Linked DNA regions of Homo sapiens: region 1 is linked to region 2. The links are chromatin loops, found by intact Hi-C in ENCODE. Cell type or tissue: heart left ventricle. All regions are shown on one strand. Links, peaks and the distances in the headings refer to the core of each region. The heading gives the core; the rest is flanking DNA. Region 1 overlaps ZNF441 (zinc finger protein 441). Region 2 has its middle 66 kb from the start of ZNF823.

Region 1 (12,575 bases), core at 1,908-9,907, 110 kb before region 2:
TTTTTCTCTACATCCTCACAGCATTTGTTATTGCCTGTCTTTTGGGTAAAAGCTATTTTAATTGAGGTAAGATGATATCTCATTGTAGTTTTGATTTGCATTTCTCTGATGATCAGTGACGTTGAGCACTTTTTTATATGTCTGTTTGCCATTTGTATGTCTTATTTTAAGAAATGTCTATGCAGATCTTTTGCCCATTTTAAAATCAGATTATTACATTTTTTTCTATAGAGTTATTTGAACTCCTTATATATCCTGGATATTAATCTATTGTCAGATAGATAGTTTGCAAGTGTTTTCTCCTATTCTATGGGTTGTCTCTTTGTTGACAGTTTCCTTTACTATGTTGTTTCTTTTTTAACTTGATGTGATCCCATTTGTTCATTTTTGCTTTCATTGCCTATGCTTGTGGGGTATTACCTAAGAAATCTTTGCCTACTCCAATGTCCTGGAGACGTTCCTCAATGTTTTATTTCAGTAGTTTCATGCTTGAGGTCTTGGGTTTAAACCTTTAATCATTTTGATTTGATTTTTGTATATGATGAGAGATAGGGGTCTAGGTTCTTTTTCCTGCATATGAACATTCAGTTTTCCCAGCACCATTTACTAAAGAGACTGTCCTTTCCCCAATGTACATTCTTGGCACTTTTGTCAAAAATGAGTTCACTGTAAATGTATAGATTTATTTCTAGGTTCTCTATTCTGTTCCAGTGGTCTATGTATCTGTTTTTATGCCAGGACCATGCTGTTCTGGTTACTATAGCTCTGTAGTATAATCTGAGGTCAAGTAATGTGATTCTCCAGTTTTGTTCTTTTTGATCAGGATAGCTTTGGCTATTCCAGGTCTTTTGTGGTTCCATATAAATTTCAGGATTATTTTTTCTATTTCTGTGAAGAATGTCCTTGGTATTTTGATAGGAATTGTATTTAATCTGTAGGTTGCTTTGGGTAGTAGGCACATTTTAACAATATTTATTCTTCCAATCCATGAACATGGAATATCTTTCCATTTTTTGTCCTTTTCAATTTCTTGCATCAATGGTTTATGGTTTTCATTGTAGAGATCTTTCACTTATTTCTTAGGTTAAATTAATTCCTAGGTATTTTATTTGTAGCTATTGTAAAGAGGACTTTCTTGATTTCTTTTTCAGATTGTTTACTGTTAGCATATAGAAATGCTATTCATTTTTGGCTTTTTAATTTTTATTTTTTTTCTCCCAGTGATCCTTGTTCTGAAAGAAATGCTACTGATTTTTATATGTTGATTTCGTATCCTGCAACTTTACTGAATTTATTGGTTCTAGTAGTTTTTTTGTGAAGTCTTTAGGTTTTCCCCAAATATAAGATCATGTGATCTGCAAAGAAGGATAATTTGACTTCTTCCTTTCCAGTTTGGATGCCCTTTATTTCTTTCTCTTATCTGATTGCTCTAACTAGGACTTCAAGTACCAAGTTGAATAACAGTGGTGACAGTGGGCATCTTTGTCCTGTTCCAGATTTTAGAGGAAAGGCTGTTTTTCTCCATTCAGTATACTAGTTGTGGGTCTGTCATATATGACTTTTTATTATGTTGAGGTATATTCTTTTTATACTCGGTTTTTTTGAAGGTTTTTTTTATCATAAAGGGATGTCAAATTTCATCAAATGCATTTTCAGCATTATTAAAATGATCATATAGTTTTTGTCCTTCATTCTGTCAATATGATGTATCACATACTATCCTTGCATCCCTGGGATAAATCCCACTTGGTCATGATAAATTATCTTTTTGATGTGTTGTTGAATTCGGTTGCTAGTATTTTGTTGAGGATGTTTGCATGAATATTCATCAGGGATATTGACCTATAGTTTTCTTAATGTGTCTTTGCCTGGTTTTGGTATCTGGGTAATACTGGACTCAGAATGAGTTTGAAAGTATTCCTTCCTCCTCTATTTTTTTTTTCTTGAGGTGGAGTATTGCTCTTTCTCCCAGGCTGGAGTGCAGTGGTGTGATCTCAGCTCACTGCAACCACTGCCTCTCAGGTTCAAGCGATTCTCCTGCCTCAGCCTCCTGAGTAGCTGGGATTACAGGCACGTGCCACCGCACCTGGCTAATTTTTGTATTTTTAGTAGAGACGGGGTTTCACCATGTTGGTCAGGCTGGTCTCGAACTCGTGTCCTCGTGATCTGCCTGCCTCGGCCTCCCAAAGGGCTGGGATTACAGGTGTGAGCCAGCGCACCTGGCCTCCTCCTCTATTTTTCAGAATAATTTGAGTAGGATTGGTATTAGTTCTTTAAATGTTTGGCTCATGCCTGTAATCCTAGCACTTTGAGAGGCTGAGGTAGGTGGATTGCTTGAGCCCAGCAGTCTGAGACCAGCCTGGGCAACACTGCAAAACTTTGTCTCTATAGAAATTAGTTGGGCATGGTGGCATGCACCTGTGGTCTCAGCTACTCAGGAGGCTGAGGCAGGAGGATCACCTGAGCCTAGGAGGTCAAGGCTTCAGTGAATCATGATTGCACAACTGCACTCCAGCCTGGGCGACAGAGCGAGACTGTCTCAAAAAAAAAAAAAAAAAAAAAAGAGTGGACATGGTTTAGTTTGAAAAGTCCTTTGGTAAGTTCAAGCCAAAGGCTGAGGGCTATTTAAAAACATTAGTCATGGAGTGGCAGAAAATTGTTTTGTTGTGAATTAGCAAACTGAATGTTGATCACATAAATTGGGTCATTCTTGCCAAACTCAACTATAAGAGTCAACAGGCCAAGGGGGAAAAGCACTCAGGGCACGTACCAATGCTCCAAGCATGTCATTCTCTGCCAAGCTGCTGAAACAGCCAGTTGTATCCTGAAACCGGTTTTATCTAATAGTTACTGAAACAACTTGCTGTGGCTCTAAGAATAGTTTTACTCATTGCCATCATTTCCCGATCAGAACTTTCCAACTCCCAAAAACCTTACTAGTGCCAATGAACTTTCTTGAAGAACCATATGTAACACTTCTCCTTTTCATGAAACCTCCAATGTTCTCTGTTTTTAAGACATACCAAAGACCACTTGGTCTGTGTGTATGCCCTGAATTACAAGTATTTCTTCCCAAATAAAATGTTTTAATTTCAGAAATTCATCTTTGACATATCTGGCTTTCTGACATTAGACACTTCCATGAGTCTACAGTCCCTTTTCTTCAGTTCTACGAACCAAAAAGCTCTGACAACTCTATTTTGTAAGGTAGGCATGAACCTGACATCAAGAAATAAGAGGCTATTTATTGGCTGTTTTGTTCTGTTTCAAGTATTTACTCATTTTGTTGTAGGAATATTAATGAGTTTGATCTCAGAGTGCTGTTTCAGTTTCTACTGAGAACACTACATTATCTATGATATATTAATTATCTCAGCTTCTTACAGATGAAATAACAGGCTCAAAGAGGCGCAGTGACTTGCCCAAGGTTGTTTCACATCTAGAGAGAGTAAAGAGTAGAATTGAGGTCTTCTGCCCCCTTCACTTGTTTTTTGTTGTTTTTTCCTCATTGCACTGTACTGCTTCCTCATGATATACCTCTGAAGACCATCTTGATAAATTCTTCTGTGTGGAAGAGTTTAAGCAATCACATTCATCTTATTTGACATTTTCTTCTATTTGAGACAGGGTCTCACTGTGTCACCCAGGCTGGAGTGCAGTGATGCCATCACGGATCATTGCAGCCTCAACCTCCTAGGCTCAAGCAATCCTCCCACCTCATCCTCTGGAGTAGCTAGGACTACAGGTACATGTCACTATGCCTGGATCATTAGAAAGAAAATTTTTTTGGTAGAAATTAGGTCTTGGTATGTTGCCCAGGCTGGTCATTCATAGGTGTTTAAAGTGTGATAAATGGATGATTTAAGTCTGATAGAACTTTTACACATATTATACATTTAAGCATATACACATGGAAGCTCCTGGGAGTTGGTTATGTTTACATGGTGGAAAAAAAACCCTTCAAAATAATTATTAGTTTGAGAAAAATACATCAATAAATAATTTCTACGTCAACACATTGTTTTTTGTTGTTGTTGTTGTCGAGATGGAGTCTCGCACTGTTGTCCAGGCTGGAGTGCAGTGGCGCCATCTCGGCTCACTGCAGGCTCCACCTCCTGGGTTCATACCATTCTCCTGCCTCAGCCTCCCGAGTAGCTGGGACTACAGGCGCCCGCCAACACGCCCAGCTAATTTTTTGTATTTTTAGTAGAGACGAGGTCTCGCCGTGTTAGCCAGGATGGTCTCGATCTCCTGACCTCAGGTGATCCACCCTCCTCGTCCTCCCAAAGTGCTGGGATTACAGGCGTGAGCCACCGCTCCCGGCCTTGTCAACACATGTTATATGTAAAAAAGCTAATCAAATGTGAGCTTCCAACAATTCCCTCTGCTTCATTCTTCTGACTTTCAACAGATCATGGTTAACACCAAGGGCTCTGTGTCTGAGGTTTCACATGTTTACGTCACCTATTTTAAATGGTCTCAACCTCACTCCACCACCACTGACCCATCAAATCATTTCCGCAGCTAAATCCGAAGTATTCTGTAAATAGCTTTCCCTTTCAAGGAGTCTAACTGGACTCAGGTTGAACTCCCTTGTGGCTCTCTCATGTTCCTTGATTTATTCATTTGAAATTGTCTTCCAGAGCCGGGCGCGGTGGCTCATGCCTGTAATCCAAGCACTTTGGGAGGCCGAGGCGGGTGGATCACGAGGTCAGGAGATCGAGACCATCCTGGCTAACACGGTGAAACCCCGTCTCTACTAAAAATACAAAAAATTAGCTGGGCGTGGTGGCGGGCGCCTGTAGTCCCAGCTACTCGGGAGGCTGAGGCAGGAGAATGGTGTGAACCCGGGAGGCGGAGCTTGCAGTGACCCGAGATCACGCCACTGCACTCCAGCCTGGGTGACAAAGCGAGACTCCGTCTCAAAAAAATAAATAAATAAATAGTCTTCCAGGAGAGATTGTGATATACTAAGTGAGGACCTCATCCATTTTATTTGCTTCTCTTCTCCCTAACCTGCTACACTACTTCTTCATTGAAGGCACAGAATATTTTAAACTGACCATCACTTGCTGTAAATTCTGGAGATCTCAGCACAATTCAGAAATCCACACCCTAAAGGAGTTATGTGTGGATGTTAATGCCATCCTCACCACGAGAGGGAGTTCGTTGTCTCTTTTTCTGCAAATCGGTGCAAAGCAGTTTTTTTTTTCTTTTGAGACGAAGTTTCGCTCTTGTTGCCCAGGCTGGAGCGCAATGGTGCGATCTCGGCTCACTGCAACCGCTGCCTCCCGGGTTCAAGCGATTCTCCTGCCTCAGCCTCCCGAGTAGCTGGGATTACAGGCGCCTGCCACCACGCCCGGCTAATTTTTGTATATTTAGTAGAGACGGGATTTCACCATGTTGACCAGGCTGGTCTTGAACTTCTGACCTCAGGTGATCCACCCTCCTCGTCCTCCCAAAGTGCTGGGATTACAGGCGTGAGCCACCGCGCCCGGCTTTCTTTCTTTTTTTTTAAATCTACGGGATAACACTTCATAAAAGTAACAGTGACACTATTCAGTTTGGTTCATTTATATGATTTGACTTTTCATAGGTTGTTAAGAAAGCAGTAAAGTCTGTGAACCTAATCGGATTTCCCTGACTCTGAAAAGTGTATTAAAAAAAATGTATATATGGAAAGGAGTAACTGAGGTGACAGAAAGACTTGCTGAGGAGGTGACATGTGGGATGGGACCTGAAGTAATGTATTAGTATAAAAAGTCAGGTCAGAGGATTCAAGGAAGATGGCAGAATAAAAAGCATGAAGAATCTGTATCCCCCACCTGGATTTGCATTGGCAGAATCCAACTCATGTAGCTATTTTGAAACTGCGGATACTATTAAAAGCTTGCAGCTTCCAGGGAAATAATTGGCTAATAAAATTGGGTTAATTTCGGTCAATTTCAACTCTTAGTTGAGTCAGCAGCCCTGACTCATTCCCCCTCCTCAGCTCCATGACAGGTAGCTATGCATAAGTTCTAACAGCAGTCTGCATGCAGTTTTGGGGGGCCAGGGTGGACAAAAAGGACCTGTCTTCCAAATATTGGGGATCTGCGCACTGCTTGATAATTGTTGCTTCTGATCACAGAGTTACAGACAAAGAAGTGGTGGTGACTGTTGCTGCTGCATCTCTCTCCATTTTTTGAAGGCCCTTCCCCTCCATCTGAAGTGACTTCCAGGCTGGTGCCTTTTATTTTTCCCTTAATGCTTTTATTCCTCTCCTTTTGAGAGCCACTGAAGATTAGGTTGTGCAAAAATAACCATACATGCAGAGAAAATTAGACAGTTACCACACATGCCCAGGGACAGGTGCAACTAAGAAAAGACCTGAGAAGAACTTAAGTTTACACCTTAGGCTGTTCCTCAGCCCACAGACACCTGACAATAGTGTTATTTTAAAACTATCTTATATATTTTCTTTTATTGATACATATTTTACATATATATAAGGTACACATGAGCATTTCTTGCATGCATAGAATGTGTAATGGTCAAGTCAGCGTATTTGGGGTATCCATGATCTTGAGTATTTACCACTTCTATGTGTTGGTAACATTTCAAGTCCTCTCTTCCAACTACTTTGAAATATGCAATATATTTTTGCTAACTATAGTTCACTCTAGTATGCTTTCTAACATCAGAACTTATTCCTTTGATCTAAATGGAAATTTGTACATATTCACCAATTTCTCTTCATTTCCCCTTCTCAGCCCCGGATAACTTATTCTATTCCCTATCTCCATGAGGTGAAGTTTTTCACCTCCCACATATAAGTGAGAACATGTGGTATTTGTCTTTCTGTGCCTGGCTTATTTCACTTACCATAATGACCTCAAGTTCCATCCATGTTGTTAGCAATAACATTTTACTCTTTTTTATGGCCAAATAGTATTCCACTGTGTACATAAACATTTTCTTTATCCCTGTGTCCACTGATGGATGCTTAGGTTAATTCCATATCTTTGTTATCATGAATAGTGCTGTGATAAATATGCAAGTGCAAGTATCTCTTTGATATACTGATTTCTTTTCCTGTGGTTATACTTGGTTTGCTGGATCATGTGGTGGTTCTATTTTTAGGTTTTTGAGAAATCTACATACTGTTTTCCACAGTAGTTGTTCTAATTTATACTTTCACCAACAGTGAAAGTTTTCTTTTCTCCACATCCTCATCAGCATTTGTTGTTTTTTATCTTTTTTAGTAAGAACAATTCTAAGTAGAGTATCTCATTGTGGTTTCAATTTGCATTTTCCTAATCATTAGTGATGTTGAACATATTTCCATATACTTTTTGGCCATTTGCATGTCTTCTTTTGAGAACTGTCTGTTCACATCCTTTTCCCACTTTAATGGGATTATTTATATTTTTTGCTGTTGAGATGTTTGAGTTCCTTGTATATTTGGATATTAGTCCCTTGTCGCATAGTTTGCAAATATTCTCTCATATTCAACAGGTTTTCTCTGCACTCTTGTTGTTCCCTTTACTTTGCACAGCTACTTTTTAGTGTAAGATAGTCTCATTTGTCTATTTTTATCTTTGTTGTCTGTGCTTTGAGGTATTAGCCATAAAATCTTTGCCTAAACCAATGTCCTGAAGTATTTTCAATATGTTTTCTTCTAGTAGTTTTACAGATTCAGTAGGTCCAATTGTTAAAGAATGTGATCTTCAGGTACAATCCTGTCATGCAACAAAGGCTCCAGGTCACTTGAAGGATAACAAAATGCCTATAACCACTGGAAGGTTTGGTGATGTAAAGAAAAAGAAGGAACAGCTTCCTATAATATTTGTAGCTAAAGCAGCTGCAATTATGGAGATGAAACCTTCAACACTTAAAGATCTTATACTCGCAAACTCCACAGATCCTGACATTGTTGCTGACATGTACACGTACTTAGGACAATGAATGACAGTTGTATTTGTACTGAACATGTAGACTTTTTTCTTGTCATGATTCCCTAAATAATACAAAAGCAACTTATACAGAATTTACAATGCATTGTGTATTATAAGTAATCTAGAAATGATTTAAGATATACAGAAAAATGTGCCTAGATTATATGCAAATATGCTGTTTTTAATATCAGGGACTTGAATATCTCTGAATATAGGTATTCCTGAGGGTGCTGGAATCAATTCACCTCAGAAACTAGAGAAGACTGTATTCAAAAGAAACTGAAGCTACTAAATGCTTTACCACATTGTTTACATTCATAGTGGTTCTCTGCAGTTTGAAATCTTTCATGTAACTGAAATGAATTAGGACTAGTAAATGCATTTCTACATTCCTTACAGTAGTAAGGTCCATTGCTAGTATGTTATAATAACCACCTTTGAAAGTTTGCTAGACAAAGAAAGTTTTTTCATATTCCTCACATTCATTATATATATATTTTTGAAGTATGAGTTTGGTCATGTTTTCAAAAGGTACTGAAAAAAATGGAAGGTTTTAGTACATTTTTATATTCATACAACTTTTTTCAGTGTGAGTCTCTTATGTATTTGTAAGAAGCTGAAAGTACTTAAGGCTTTCTCACATGTTCAACACTCATAGGGGTTTTCTCTAGTGAGTCATTTCATGTTTATGAAAGGAACTGATACAATGAAATGCTTCCCCACATTCTTTACACTTATAGGGTTTCTCCATACTGTGGGTCCTTTCATGTTTATGAAAGGCACTGGGACAATGGAATGGTTTCCCACATTCCTTACATTTATACGGCTTCTCTCCAGTATGAACTCTTTCGTGTATTCGTAAGTAACTTGAATGACTGAAGGCTTTACCACATTCCTTGCATTCATAGGGTTTCTCTCCAGTGTGAGTTCTTTCATGTCTTTGCACTGAACTGGGATAATCAAAGCCTTTCCCACATATCTTACATTTATGAGGTCCATTTCCAGTATGTGTTATCATGTGTCTTCGAAAGCTTGAGAGATCAGATAATGCTTTCCCACATTGCTGACAACCATAGGGTTTCTCTCCAGTGTGAGTCCTTTCATGTAGTTGAATGTAACTGGAAGACCTGAAGCCTTTCCCACATAGTTTACACTTATAGGGTCTCTCCCCAGTGTGAATTCTTTCATGTCTTCGAAATGAACTGGGAGAATCAAAGCTTTTCCCACATATCTTACATTTATGAGGTCCATCTCCAGTGTGCATTATCATGTGTCTCTGAAAGCTTTTCAGATGAGAAAGTGCTTTTCCACACTGCTTACATTCATAGGGCTTTTCTCCAGTGTGAGTCTTTTCATGTACTCGAATGTAATTGGAAGACCTGAAGGCTTTTCCGCATTGTTTACATTTATAGGGTCTCTCCCCAGTGTGAATTCTTTCATGTATTTGAAGGTAAGTGCAACAAATGAAGGCTTTTCCACATTGTTTACATTTATATGGCTTCTCTCCAGTGTGAGTAGTTTCATGATTTCGAAAGTAATAGAAATCACTAAAGGCTTTCCCACATTCACATTTATAGGGTTTCTCCCCAGTATGAGTTGTTTCATGCCTTCGACATAAACTGGGAGAATCAAAGGCTTTCCCACATACCTTGCATTTATGAGGTCCATCTCCAGTGTGCGTTATCATGTGTCTTCGAAAACCTGTGCAATCAGAGAATGCTTTCCCACAATACTTACATTCATACGGTTTCTCTCCAGTGTGAGTTCTTTTATGTCTTCGAACTGAACTGGGAGAAAGAAAGCCTTTTCCACATATCTTACATTTATGAGGCCCATCTCCAGTGTGCACTATCATGTGTCTTTGAAAGCTTCCAAGATGATAAAATGCTTTCCCACATTGCTTACATTCATAGGATTGTTCTCCAGTGTGAGTCCTTTCATATAGTTGAGTGTAACAGGAACAACTGAAGGCTTTCCCACATTGTTTACATTGATAGGGTTTCTCTCCACTGTGTGTTCTTTCATGTCTTAGAGTGGAACTATAAGCAGGAAACGCTGTAGAACACTGCTCATATTCATATGGTTTCTCTTCAGTGTGAGTTCTTCTAAGCATATGAAATAAACTAGGCCAAATAAAGGCGTTTCCACACAACTTACATATACGAGGTCCATCTCCATGGTGTGCTGCCATGTGTCTTTGAAGGTTTTCAAGAGAACTGAAGCTTGCACATTCCTTACAATCATAGAGTTTCTTTCCATGCTGAGGTCTTTCATGTATTTGAAAGCAGGGCTGATAACTGAAAGCTGTCCCACATTGTGTATGTGTATATGGCTTCTCTCCATATTCTTGATACTCACATGGTTTGTGTTCACTGTCAACTCTAACGTAGCAATTAAGAGATGAACGACCCATGAGGACGTCTGTACACTCACTGCTTTCCCATGGATCTACTCCAGGTATTTTCTCGTTCACAATACTGTCTTGAGTCTGGGTAAAGGGTCCTCCACATTGACTATTATCTTTAATTTCACAGGCTCTCTCTACCATATGACATCTGTAAAAAATAAGAAGTACATTAGTAAAGGTTTGTTTATAAATGATTTTGTATTAATAAGTATTGGATTTACATTTCTTTTCTTTCTTTCTTTTCTTTTTTTTTTCTGAGACAGGTTCTCGCTCTGTTGCCCAGGCTGGAGTGTAGTGGTGTGATCTCAGCTCACTGCAACCTCCACCTCCCGGACTCAAACCATCCTCCCACCCCAGCCTCTCAAATAGCTGGGTCTACAGGCATAAGCCACCACACATGGCTGATTTTTTTTTTTTTTTGAGACGGAGTCTCGCTCTGTTGCCCAGGCTGGAGTGCAGTGGCGCAATCTCGGCTCACTGCAAGCTCTACCTCCCCCGGGTTCACACCATTCTCCTGCCTCAGCCTCCCAAGTAGCTGGGACCACAGGCGCCTGCCACCACACCTGGCTAATTTTTTGTATTTTTAGTAGAGACGGGGTTTCACCATGTTAGCCAGGATGGTCTCGATCTCCTGACCTCGTGATCTGCCCACCTCAGCCTCCCAAAATGCTGAGATTAGATTTTTGTATTTTTTATAGAGACGAGGTTTCACCATGTTGCCCAGGCTAGTCTTGAACTCCTGAGCTCAAGCAATCTGCCCACCTTGACCTCTTGTAGTGCTGGGATTACAAGGGTGAGCCACCATACCCAGCCTTTCTTTTTCTTTTTCTTTTTTTTTTTTTTTTTTTGAAACTGGGTTTTGCTCTGTTGCCCAGGCTGGAGTATAGTAATGTGAACAGGGCTTACTGCGGCTTTGACCTCCTGGGCTCAAGCAACCTTCCTGTCTCAGCCTCCCAAGTAACTGAAACCACAAGCACAGGCCACCATGCCTAGCTAATTTTTGTATTTTTTGTAGAAAGGGCGTCTTGCCACGTTGCCCAGGCTGATTGAACACCTGGGCTCAAGCAGTCTTCCTGCCTCAGCTTCCCAAATAGTTGGGATTACAGGTGTGAGCTATCGCACCTGGCCTGGATTTACATTTCTAACATTATCATGCAAAGTGTAGGTCTCATGCCCTCTTTGAACATGAATGGACAGAATGATGTACAAGGTAACTCAACCCCAGCTGTTTTGAAGATAGTGACATTCATATGGGAATTCTTAATACTGTTTCCAAGGGAACTATTTTGCAGGCACTGAATAGCCATAGCCATGTCACATTTAAGTATATGTTTTTGAAGAAAATTTTCTAAGAATAAATAAATTTAAGGTGGGCTTGTTAATTTTCCTTGCTTCTTTTTAAAATTTTGGGCTGGTCACAGTGGCTCATGCCTGCAATACCTGCCTTTTGAGAGGCCAAGGCAGGAGGAACGCTTAAGGACAGGAGCTGGAGATGAGTCTGGTCAAACACAGCAAGACTCTATCTCTACAAAAACTAAATATGTAGCCACATGTGGTGGTGCATGCCTGTAACCCTAGCTACTCAGGAGGTTGAAATGGGAGGACCATTGAGCACAGGAGTCCGAGGCTACAGCGAGCTATGATCATACCACTGTACTCCAGCCTGAGCAACAAAGTGAGACACTGTCTCTAAAACAAACAAAATAAAATAAAATTTCTGGCATACTATGAATCACTTCAAGGACACAGCTTTCTCTTGTGAGTGCAAATTACCTTAGATTTCTTCTGAGATCTTTGTACTGATCTTCTTCTATATCATGATTTTGCCATATCATTCCTAAAAGTTAGAACCAGAAAAATGACTATAAATTATTATAAAATTATAGAAAGACTGTAAGATTTTATGTACACTACAATCATGCATGATTCACACACCAAACTACAGCTGAGTCTTCAACACAGGTTTGAACTGCACAGGTCTACTTACATATGAATTTCTTCAGTCTCTGCTACTCTTGAGACAGCAAGACCAACCCCTCCTCTTATTCAGTCTACTCAATGTAAAGACAATCAGAATGAAAACTTTGTAATGTTGTATTTTCTATGAATACTAAATAATGTTCCACTTACCTATGGTTTCCTAATGAATATTTTCCTTTTCTAGCTTACTTTCCTGTGAGAATATATAGCATGTAATACATATGACATATAATACATGTATTAATCAACTG
Region 2 (12,575 bases), core at 2,079-10,078:
TGGATCACTTGAGGTCAGGAGCTCGTGACCAGCCTGGCCAACATGGTGAAGCCCCGTCTCTACTAAAAATACAAAAATTAGCCAGGCGTGGTGGTGTGCACCTATAATCCCAGCTACTCGGGAGGCCAAGGCAGGAGAATAGCTTGAATCCGGGCAGTGGAGGTTACAGCGAGCTGAGATCGCACCACTGCACTCCAGCATGGGCCACAGAGTGTGAGACTCTTGTCTCAAAAAAAAAAAATAAAAAGAAAGAAACCTGAGAGTTAGGTATGGTGGCTCACACCTGTAATCCCAGCACTTTGGGAGACCAAGATGGGAAGATCACTTGAGGCCAGGAGTTCAGCCTGGGCAACATAGAGAGACTCCATCTCTACAAAAAAAGAAATGAAAGAAGACTGTGAAGATGAGTAAGTGTTTCCCTGAGTTCTGCAAGCCACAATAGCAAGTTAAACCCAAAGAGAGCACAAGAACTCCAACTTGAAACCTGTGGGTTATAATTGGTCCAGACTTACCACTGATACCTGAATGGTAGGGAGTGGCAGGCAGGGAGGGAGGGATGTGGGGACTGAGCCATCAACCTATGGGCTCTGAAACTATCTCCAGGGTAGAGAATGTCAAAACTGAATTGGAAGAGACCCAGTTGCTGTCCACTGCAGGATACACTGCTTGCCTTTTGGTAGGGAGAAAACCCACGCTTTTGGTCACAAAAGTCTTCTGTGTTGATTGTTGTTATTGAAAGAATAGAAAAAGCCCTTTGAGTGTGTTCTTTCCACACAGAATTAGTATTTCCATAATCATTTAGTACACAAAAAATCATAATTGAGTACTTTTTTAGGTGTTGCTAAATGCTGTCCCACAGGATTTAGCATTAATCTGCCAAGTTCACATAACAGGAAACGAACTTATCCACGGTCACAAATTCTTCAACCTGAGAAGGAGAAGAACTGAGGTTATGGAACATCTTTGTAATTCACCAGTATAATCCACCACACTTTCTTTTGAAAACAACTCATTTTTTCTGTAACCAAAATGGAAGAGAGGTTTTTTTCCCTATTTCTTTTCCCTGGTAGTATTTTCATGCTAAGGCCTAGAATTCCATTTGAAATCACCCAATAGAAAAAGGAGCTGAGAAACTTACTACCCAGGCTCTGGGAAGAAAAATAAGAATTTTTATAAGGGAATACAAGACTAGACTTTTTTTTTCCTAAAACCTACCAAAACCTACCTTCTTCTGGCATGTTTGGAAATACTTTAACTTCTCCATCCATCTCTAATAATATAGTGCATTTTACAGTTATTAAAAAACTGAAGCTGCTCTCCCTCGTCTCCCACTTTCCACGGTCTCCCTCTGATGCTGAGCCTCTCCCTCGTCTCCCACTTTCCATGGTCTCCCTCTGATGCCGAGCCGAGGCTGGACTGTACTGCCGCCATCTCGGCTCACTGCAACCTCCCTGCCTCATTCTCCTGCCTCAGACTGCCGAGTGCCTGGGATTGCAGGCGTGCGCCACCACGCCTGACTGGTTTTTGTATTTTTTGGTGGAGACGGGGTTTCGCCGTGTTGGCTGGGCTGGTCTCCAGCTCCTGACCGCGAGTGATCTGCCCGCCTTGGCCTCCCGAGGTGCCGGGATTGCAGACGGAGTCTCGCTCACGCAGTGCTCAATCTTGCCCAGGCTGGAGTGCAGTGGCGTGACCTGGGCTTGCTACAACCTCCACCTCCCAGCCGCCTGCCTTGGCCTCCCAAAGTGCCGAGATTGCAGCCTCTGCCCGGCCGCCACCCCGTCTGGGAAGTGAGGAGCGTCTCTGCCTGGCCGCCCATCATCTGGGATGCGAGGAGCCCCTCTGCCCGGCTGCCCAGTCTGGGAAGTGAGGAGCGCCTCTTCCCGGCCACCATCCCATCTAGGAAGTGAGGAGTGTCTCTGCCTGGCCGCCCATGGTCTGGGATGTGAGGAGCGCCTCTGCCCTGCCGCCCAGTCTGGGAAGTGAGGAGCGCCTCTTCCCGGCGCCATCCCATCTAGGAAGTGAGGAGCGTCTCTGCCTTGCCGCCCATCGTCTGAGATGTGGGGAGCGCCTCTGCCCCACTGCCCTGTCTAGGATGTGAGGAGCGCCTCTACCCGGCCGTGACCCCGTCTGGGAACTGAGGAGTGTCTCTGCCTGAACACCACCCCGTCTGGGAGGTGACGAGCGTCTCTGCCTGGCCACCCCGTCTGAGAAGTGAGGAGCCCCTCCGCCCAGCAGCTGCCCTGTCTGGGAAAGTGAGGAGCCCCTCTGCCTGGCAGCTGCCCCGTCTGGGAAGTGAGGAGGGTCTCCGCCCGGCAGCTGCCCCGTCCGGGAGGGAGGTGGGGGGCAGCCCCCGACCAGCCAGCTGCCCTGTCCAGGAGGAAGGGAGGTGGGGGGCAGCCCCCGCCTGGCCAGCCGCCCCGTCTGGGAGGTGGGGGGGCGCCTCCGCCTGGCCTCCACCCCGTCTGGGAGGTGTACCCAACAGCTCACTGAGAACGGGCCATGATGACGATGGCAGTTTTGTCGAATAGAAAAGGGGGAAATGTGGGGAAAAGAAAGATAAGATTGTTACTGTGTCTGTGTAGATAGTAGTAGACATAGGAGACTCCATTTTGTTCTATACTAAGAAAAATTCTTCTGCCTTGGGATGCTGTTATCTATAACCTTACCCCCAACCCCGTGCTCTCTGAAACATGTGCTGTGTCCACTCAGGTTTAAATGGATTAAGGGCAGTGCAAGATGCGCTTTGTTAAACAGATGCTTCAAGGCAGCATGCTCGTTAAGAGTCATCACCACTCCCCAATCTCAAGTACCCAGGAACACAAACACTGCAGAAGGCCGCAGGATCCTCTGCCTAGGAAAACCAGAGACCCTTGTTCACAACTGTTTATCTGCCGACCTTCCCTCCACTATTGTCCTATGACCCTGCCAAATCCCCCTCTCCGAGAAACACCCAAGAATGATAAATAAATACTAAAAAAAGAAAAAAAAATTCCCCCTTCCCATACAAATATGCCTAGCTCATAAAAGCAATCCTAAAAGAAAAAAAAAAAAAAAACTGAAGCTGATGGCTGGGCATGGTGGCTCACGCCTGTAATCCCAGCACTTTGGGAGGCTGAGGTGGGCAGATCACCTGAGGTCGGGAGTTCGAGACCAGCCTGACCAACATGGTGAAACCCCATCTCTACTAAACATACAAAATTAGGTGGGCATTGTGGCACATGCCTGTAATCCCAGCTACCTGGGAGACTGAGGCAGAAGAATTACTTGAACCTGGGAGGCGGAGGTTGCGGCAAACCGAGATCGCGTCATTGCACTCCAGCCTGGGCAACAACAGTGAAACTCCGTCTCAAAAAAAAAAAAAAAAACCTGAAGCTGAAATGAGTAAACCAATTTTTTCAAGGTGATAAACCCAGGGAGGGGCAGTGCTGACCTGAAACACTCAAGTGTCTGACTCAAGTGTCAGGTCACATCATCCTATCACTTGGGACATCCCCCCACCTCCAAGCTGCTCCCTGAAGTGCTCAGTGACCACCCTCCCAGAAGACACTCAACTGTGTGCTTTTCAGGTCCTTGCAACAACTCATTGGGGGTGGTTTTCTTCTTTCACTAGACTGAGAGAATCCAGAGGACAGAAATCATTTCTTCTTTTTTTTTTTTTTTTTTTGAGACGGAGTCTTGCCCTGTCGCCCAGGCTGGAGTGCAGTGGCGCAATCTCAGCTCACTGCAACCTCCACCTCCCGGGTTCTAGCAATTCTGCCTCAGCCTCACGAGTAGCTGAGATTACAAGGGTGCACCACCACGCCCAGCTAATTTTTGGATTTTTAGTAGAGTCGGGGTTTCACCATGTTGGCCAGGCTGGTCTTGAACTCCTGACCTCAGGTGATCCACCCACCTTGGCCTCCCAAAGTGCTAGGATTACAGGACAGAAATAATTTGGTTTCCTCCATACCAGAATTTGATTGGCTGACTAGCCATGTGTCCCCAAGGAATGGAAACGGGTTGGAGAAGAAAAGGCGTGTCCCAAGGGATTAGTTTTTTACAATAATGATATAGGAGACTGGTCCCACCCCATAGCATCCAGCTGCTCCCTGGGGAGGCCTCACCGCCACACCTCAGGCTCTTTGGGAGGAACGACCTAGGGGCTGATATTCACTAGACTTTCCCAAGAGACTTGGCAGCTGTAGGCATCTTGGGCCAGCCCCAGGTAGTCCTGAAACCCAGGATCAGGAAAAGGCAGAGGGTGGGCTGAGGTCGCATCACTGTAAAGTTTCCAAAGGGGAATCTCAACCCAAGACATTCTCAGAAGGTGTCTGTGCCTAGGGCAGATAAAAAGAGACACAAAGATTGTTTACAGCGGAGTGTCAGGTGGTTTTTCTCTGAAACGTTCACAAACACAAAACAAATATTTTTAAAACGGCCATATACTGCCCTCTAAAAAAATGACGATTAAAATACTGCCTGTGTTTGAAACATAGCCTGGAGGACGAAGAAGTGATACTGTTGTGAACTAAAGGAAATCCGTGTTATAAAATGCGGAAAGGGATCAGGAAATCCCAAATTTGCTGCCAGCCTTAGGAGAAGGTAGCCTAGGGACCACAGTCGCGGATTTGAGACCCTGCTTCGCGTATATTTGGGAAACTCAGATAAAATACAAAAGCCCCTGGTGAGAAAGAGGGAACTGGGGACCCCACAGCCTACAGCTCCTCTCACACGAACCCCATACTCGAGGCAGGATTTCCCCCATGACCCTCTAGTGGCCCCCGTACAATCTGGGGAGACACGGAGGCAGCGGGCGTGACTGGGGCAGCGGGCGCGGAGCTGACCAGAGAGGGCGCTGGGCCTGGGGCCACAGTCAGTTGCACAGGGACTGGACCGGACGGCTAGGGGTCTCGGCTGCCGTCGCAGCCCCACCCTGCGGCCTGAGAGGAACCAGGGCCGAGGTGCGCCAGGGGGACTTGGGTCTCAGAACCCAGAGTCAACTACGAAGAGGCCCGGGTCCCGCCACGGTCTATTCCTGCCGGTTCCAACCAGTCCCATCCTAGTCTCGGGACCCTCAGCCCCGCACACTCACCAATTCCTGGCTTCCAGGTGTCCCAGTCCTCCCTACGGCTCCTGCTGCCAGTACGGGTCCCAGTGTGACAGAGGATGCTACAGACACGTCTGTGGGTGTCTGTCAGCTACAGAGTAGGAGCCGCATTTAGAGGGGTGAAGATGCCGCGCACCCACCTCCCTGCAGTGCGCCTGATCCACAGTTCTCACGACCCCACCCCATGGCCCTGATTGGATACGGCTCCAGGTCCCGCCCCCTGGAGACCGAGTAACAGAAGAGGCGATCTCACTGTGCTGAGTGGAGCGCGATGAACAGGTTCCAGACACAGCCCTTGGCAGGCGGGCTTCCTCCCAGTGCAGTGACCCGACTCTCCTGGGGAGAAATGTGCACTTAAGCAGAATTTCCTGACTGATTGTACTAATGGCCCTTCCTGCTTCTTTTTCCTGGACCAGCAATCACAAGTGTGTGCTAGGAATCCCAGACTCACTGTCCAGTGGCGCCATCTCCTGGCCTTGGAGCAGGAGGGGGGCTCTGTCCTCCAGGAATCAGGAATTTGGCATGAGGCTGCTGGCGACATAGTCAAGCCTTTCTCCCATCTGATGTCTCAATCTGCTTATTTTCAAGAAAATAAAAACACATCGATAACAGGATAAAACTGTTAAATTCACGGAAAAGCTGGACTTATATGACAGCAATATTCTATAAAGGAATCAATAGAGAGAAAAAGCAAAAACATGAGCTAGCTCAGAGAAGCAGTCTTTCAGACGCAGTTCAGCAGGAAAACCCCAATTTAGAGGTTAAACATATTCCCAACCATGGGTGCCAGACTGTTGAAATGGGTCCCCAGAGGCCGGGTGCGGTGGCTCACACCTGTAATCCCAGCATTTTGGGAGGCCAATGCGGATGGATCACCTGAGGTCAGGAGTTCGAGACAAACCTTGCCAATACGGTGAAACCCCGTCTCTACTAAAAATACAAAAATTAGCCAGGCATGATGGTGGGCGCCTGTAATCCCAGCTACTCAGGAGGCTGAGGCAGGAGAATCGCTTGAACCCGGGGTGGGGCGGCGGGGGGAGCGGACAGAGGTTGCAGTGAGCCAAGATTGTGCCACTTCACTCCAGCCTGGGCGAAAGAGCAAAACTCTGTCTCAAAAAAGAAAAAAGATAAGAAAAAGAAATGGGTCCCCAGAGTGTCCCTGCCTCATTACCAAGTCATGGTGATGAGGCAAGATACATAAGGATTCAGCTCTGGGAGTTCAACTTGCCCTCTTGTCCCCTCTGCAGAGTGTGGCTATGCTCCCTCCTTTAAGTGTTAATAAAAGTTTCCAATCAAAAGCCAAGAAACTAGACACTGATTTTGAAAACATAAGGAATTCCTCGTATTTTATGAAAAACAAAGCTATTAGTCATACAGAACACGAATAGTACAATGGCAGACATAATGCCTTCGTTATCGGTAATTAAATGGAATAAACTTGCCAAACAAAAGACAGAGGCAGGGAGAATGAATCTTTAAAATATGATCAAATTGTATCCTGTCTACAGCACATTCATTGTAGATCTCAATACCCAAGTCAGTTGAAAGAGAATGAAAGAAAAAGATATTCCATGCAAATAGTAATGTAAAGAGAGCAGGGGTGGCTATACAATTGTCACACAAAATAGACTAAGTCAAAAACTGTTAAAAGACACAAAGAAGAGCACTATAAAAGGCTCAAATCATACAGAATATATAACAGTTATAAATATAATTGCACTAAATAACAGAGGCCCAAAATATATGAAGCAAACATTTTAAAAATTTAAAAGGAAGGTCAGGTGTGGTGGCTCACCCCTGTAATCCCAGCACTTTGGGAGGCCGAGGTGGGTGGATCACCTGAGGTCGGGAGTTTGAGACCAACCAGACCAACGTGGAGAAACCCCGTCTCTACTAAAAATACAAAATAAATTAGCCGGGCGTGGTGGTGCATGCCTGTAATCCCAGCTACTCGGGAGGCTGAGGCAGGAGAATCACTTGAACCCGGGAGGCAGAGGTTGCCATGAGCCGAGATCACGCCATTGCACTCTAGCCTGGGCAGCAAGAACGAAACTCCATCTCAAAAACAAAAACAAAAACAGGACAGGCACAGCGGCTCATGCCTGTAATCCCAGCACTTTGGGAGGCTGAGGCGGGTGGATCATGAGGTCAGGAGTTCGAGACCAACCTGGCTAACATGGTGAAACCCCGTCTCTACTAAAAATACAAAAAATTAGCCAGGCCTGGTGGCGGGCGCCTGTAGTCCCAGCTACTCGGGAAGCTGAAGCAGGAGAATGGTGTGAACCCGGGAGGCGGAGCTTGCAGTGAGCCAAGATCGCACCACTGCACTCCAGCCTGGGTGACAGAGCAAGACTCCGTCTCAAAAAAAAGAAAAAAGAAAAAAAGAAAAGGGAAACATCCATTACTCTTTACACCAGCAATTCCACTTCTAGGTATATACCCAAAAGAAGTAAAAGCAGGGTCTTACACAGACACATGTATACCAATTTCATAGCCATCTTAATTCACAGTAGCCAAAATATTACTGTAGAAACAACTCTTCCAGTCAATGATTTAATTCAATTACTCTCAAACTAGTTTTTAAATATATTTTTAAAATCTTTACAAAAAAAGAAAAGTGTTTAGAGTAGACACACAAAGTGTGGTTTCTCCGTGCAATGAAGTATCATTCAGACAGAAAAAGCAATGAATTCCTCATACATGATACAACCCGAATGAACCTGGAAAACATTATGCTAAGTGAAATAAGCCAGACACACAAGGACAAATTTTTTGTTTTGTTTTGTTTTGAGACAGAGTCTCACTCTGTCATCCAGGCTGGAGTGCAGTGGTGTGATCTTGGCTCACTGCAATCTCTGCCTCCCAGGTTCAAGCGATTCTCCTGCCTCAGCCTCCTGAGTAGCTGGGATTACAGGTGCACACCACCATACCTGGCTAATTTTTGTATTTTTAGTAGAGACGGGGTTTCACCATGTTGGTCAGGCTGGTCTCGAACTCCTGACCTCGTGATCTGCCTGCCTCAGCCTCCCAAAGTGCTGGGATTACAGGCATAAACCACCATGCCCAGCACAAGGACAAATATTGTATCCTTCCCGTTATATGAGGTGCCTAGAATAGCCAAATTCATAGAGAAAGTAGGATAGACATTATCAGGAGCTGGGGGGAAGGGAGACTGGGGACGTGTTTAATGAGTACCCAATTTCTGTTTAGAGTGATGAGAGAATGCTAGAGATCAATAGCTGCGTTGGTTACACCACATCGTAAATTTATTTACTACAACTAAATGGCACATTTTAAAAATGATCGAAATGGCAAATTCTCTGTTAGTATATTTTACCTCCAAACAATCTAAAAACTAAAGAAAAAAACATGATTCAAGCTACTAGGCATGAAAACAACATCTGGGATAACAAATTACACTGAGTGGAATAAACAGCAAATCAGATACTGCAGAGAAGAAGACGAGTGAACCTTGTGACCTAGCAGTAGAAACTATCCCAAATGAAGCACCCAGCAAAAAAAACAACAACAACAAAAAACAGAAAATCAGTGAGCTGTGTAGTGGGAAAATTACAAGTGACATAATATGCAAATAACAAGACTCTTTGGCAGAGGAAAGAGCATGACAAAAAATATTTCAACAAATACTGGTTTCACATTTGCCAAACTGGATGAAAATTATAAACCCAGAAATCAAAAAAGTTCAACAAACCATGAGCATATATGTATATAAATCTACACCAAGCACATCATCAGTAAACTACTTCACAGCAAGAACAATTAAAATAGCTTTAAGGCAACAGGAAAAAGACACATTAACTACACTGAACCAAAGATAGGATTCATTACATACTTATTACCAGCAACAGCGCAGATCAGGAGACCATAGAACAACTACCTTAAAGTAATGAAAGAACAAGTATATCAACTGAGAATCCTATATCCAGCAAACAATATCTTTCCAAATGAAGGGAAAATAAATTATTAATTCAGCCATAGTGAAAGTGTTTGTAATCAGCATACTTGCTCCATAAGAGACATCCCTAAACTGCATGGGTGCAAAGAAAAATGAAGCCAAGTGGAAATCCGGAAAGAAAGAAGAGGACCAGAAATGATAACCACTTCAGTAAACACAAAGGGTTTTTTACTATTTTTTATTGCTTTAAAAAAAATCATTGAATCTTTTAAAAAAGAAAAAGAAAAAGAACAATGTATTATGAAGTTATAAAATTATGATGAAGGCCGGGCGTGGTGGCTCATGCCTGTAATCCCAAGCACTTTGGGAGGCCGAGGCAGGAGGATCACCTGAGGTCGGGAGTTTGAAACCAGCCTGACCAACATGGAGAAACTCCATCTCTACTAAAAACACAAAATTAGCTGGGCATGGTGGCGCATGCCTATAATCCCAGCTACTTGGGATGCTGAGACAGGAGAATCACTTGAACTCGGGAGGCGGAGGTTGCGGTGAGCCGAGATCGCGTTGTCGTTGTTGTCCAGCCTGGGCAACAAGAGTGAAACTCCATCTCAAAAAAAAAAAAAAAAAAAAGGTGAAAAGTACCTGAAATAACCAAACAAATAGCCAAATAATTCTGAAAAAAAAACAAAGAAAATTTAGCAATCCTAATCAAGACAATGTCTTTGGCAAGTAGACAAATATATCCATGGAACAGAATAAATGTTCCAGTAACATTTCTACACATGTGGTCCAGTAGTTTTTTTTAATCAAAGTGAACAATTGAGTCAAAATTTCTCTTCTCAACAAATAATGCTAAAAAATAGAATATGCATATGCAAAAAGTAAAGACTGTAGATCTGTGTCTTGCACTATATACAAACATTAACTCAAAATGGATCACAAAACTGAATGTATAATCTAAACTATAAAATGTAAAGAAAATGTGGGTGAAATTATTTGACCTTGGGTTACGTTACAATTGCATACATATGACAAAGATGCAGAATCCATTAAAAATTGAGAAATTAAACTTCATTAAAATAAAAATTTGCTTTGTGAAGGATACAGTTAAGGAATTTTTTTTTTTTTTTTTTTTGAGACAGAGTCTCGCTCTGTCACCCAGGCTGGAGTACAGTGTCATGATCTCGGCTCACTGCAACCTCCGCCTCCCAGGTTCAAGTAATTCTCCCACCACAGCCTCCCAAGTAGCTGGGAGTACAGGCACACACCATCATGCCTGGTTAATTTTTCTATTTTTAGTAGAGATGGGGTTTCACCATGTTGGCCAGGCTGGTCTCGAACTCCTGACCTCAAGTGATCTGCCCGCCTTGGCCTCCCAAAGTACTGGAATTATAGGCATAAGACTGCTAAGGATTTTTTTTTTTTTTTTTTGAGACGGAGTTTTGCTCTTGTTGCCCAGGCTGGAGTGCAATGGCGCAATCTCGGCTCACCGCAACCTCTGCCTCTCAGCTTCAAGCGATTCTCCTACCTCAGCCTCCCGAGTAGCTGGGATTACAGGCATGTGCCACCATGCCTGGCTAATTTTGTGTTTTTAGTAGAGATGGGGTTTCTCCATGTTGGTCAGGCTGGTCTCGAACTCCCGACCTCAAGTGATCTGCCCGCCTTGGCCTCCCAAAGTGCTGGGATTACAGGCATGAGCCACCACTCCCGGCCTAGAGACTGCTAAGGATTTTTAAAGAATAGCCGTAGATGGGAGAAAATACATACAAACCATAATCTGATGCAGCAATTATATCCAGAATATATAAAGAACTCTCAAAAACTAATAATCTGAAAACAATCAATGTCATTAATACTTGACCACAGAATATTTTTCAGTGACAAATAAAAACATGAAATATCATTCAACATCATCATTCATTAAGTAAACACAAACTTAAGCCACAATTTTTTTTTTTTTTGAGGTGGAGTCTCGATCTGTCACCCAGGCTGGAGTGCAGTGGCACTATCTCGGCTCACTGCAAGCTCCGCCTCCCAGGTTCACACCATTCTCCTGCCTCAGCCTCCGGAGTAGCTGGGACAACAGGCGCCCACCACCACACCTGGCTAATTGTTTGTATTTTTAGTAGAGATGGGGTTTCACCGTGTTAGCCAGGATGGTCTCGATCTCCTGACCTCGTGATCCGCCCGCCTTGGCCTCCCAAAGTGCTGGGATTACAGGCGTGAGCCACTGTGCCTGGCATTAAGCCACAATTCTAATACCACTACACATATTTGGGAGTCTAAAATTAGTAAGATTGGCTATATCAAATGTTGGTGACAATGCGAAGCAACTGGAACTCTTATGACGTTGGTGGGAATACAAAATGGAACAGCCACTTGGAAAACAGTTTGGAAGTTTCCTAAGAAGTTAAACATACACCTGTCACAACACCCAGCCATTTTATTCCTAGGTAGAATAAAATAAAATCTTCTAAAGAAATAATCAGCTGGGCACAGTGGCTCATGCCTGTAATCCCAGCACTTTAGGAGGCTGAGGTGGGCGGATCACGAGGTTCAAGAGATCAAGGCCAGCCTGGCCAACATAGTGAAACTCCACCTCTACTAAAAATACAAAAATTAGCTGGGCGTGGTGGCACGCACCTGTAGTCCCAACTACTCAGAAGGCTGAAGCAGGAGAATGGCTTGAACCTGGGAGGCGGAGGTTGCAGTGAGCCAAGATTGCGCCACTACACTTCAGCCTGGTGACAGAGCGAGGCTGTCTCAAACAAACAAAAAAGAAATATCATATGTTCTTACAAACACTGGTATGTGAATATTCATATGTTTAATTCTTAATAGCCAAAAACTGAAATTAACCCAAATATCCATCAACAGCTGGAGAAATAAATTTTGCTTCCTCTGAAGATGGAATATTATTCATGTACAATAAAGAACTATTGGATGAAGCTCAATTATGCTGAGTGAAAGATGCCTGACACAGAACAGTACAAACTGCAGGATTCCATCAGGGGTGGCTGAGAGAGAAGAAGCACTAGGGTGGGGCAAGATTACCAAGGACCAGCGGGTAATGTTTGAGTCCGATGGATGGGATCCTTATCTTGAAAAGACTGTTTCACGAATACATATTTTTATGTCATTTAGAAAAATCTCGCTTTTCTGCCCGTGGACACCGCCGAAGAAGCATCGTTAAAGTCTCTCTTCACCCTGCCGTCATGTCTAAGTCAGAGTCTCCTAAAGAGCCCGAACAGCTGAGGAAGCTCTTCATTGGAGGGTTGAGCTTTGAAACAACTGATGAGAGCCTGAGGAGCCATTTTGAGCAATGGGGAACGCTCACGGACTGTGTGGTAATGAGAGATCCAAACACCAAGCGCTCCAGGGGCTTTGGGTTTGTCACGTATGCCACTGTGGAGGAGGTGGATGCAGCTATGAATGCAAGGCCACACAAGGTGGATGGAAGAGTTGTGGAACCAAAGAGAGCTGTCTCCAGAGAAGATTCTCAAAGACCAGGTGCCCACTTAACTGTGAAAAAGATATTTGTTGGTGGCATTAAAGAAGACACTGAAGAACATC

Evidence for each region. A loop is a pair of places that touch in the nucleus more often than their neighbours do. Peaks named below come from ENCODE experiments on the same cell type or tissue, not always from the same donor. Only the 100,000 strongest peaks of a DNase experiment are listed, where the experiment ranks them.
Region 1: it touches region 2 in a loop (12-fold over the local background); 25 of 110 quality-filtered maps call a loop at or near these places.

What each region holds. Positions count from the first base shown.
Region 1 is chr19:11,777,936-11,790,510 of GRCh38, reverse strand. It overlaps ZNF441 (zinc finger protein 441), which reads right to left. Exons shown (of 4, transcript NM_152355.3): 3 at 12,118-12,181; 4 at 6,433-10,492. The coding sequence ends at 8,605. Among named protein-coding and RNA genes, the nearest start is that of ZNF491, 14 kb to the left of the region's middle. RefSeq lists a silencer at 9,000-9,200. In heart left ventricle, for the core only: a CTCF peak has its summit at 5,137 (motif pointing right); no DNase peak of the experiment used is centred there.
Region 2 is chr19:11,666,673-11,679,247 of GRCh38, reverse strand. It overlaps the pseudogene HNRNPA1P10 and the pseudogene ZNF833P. Among named protein-coding and RNA genes, the nearest start is that of ZNF823, 66 kb to the left of the region's middle. RefSeq lists an enhancer at 4,375-4,932. In heart left ventricle, for the core only: CTCF peaks have their summits at 5,344 (motif pointing left) and 5,557 (motif pointing left); DNase peaks (open chromatin) are centred at 2,157, 5,267 and 5,537; H3K4me3 peaks cover 1,416 bases; H3K27ac peaks cover 315 bases.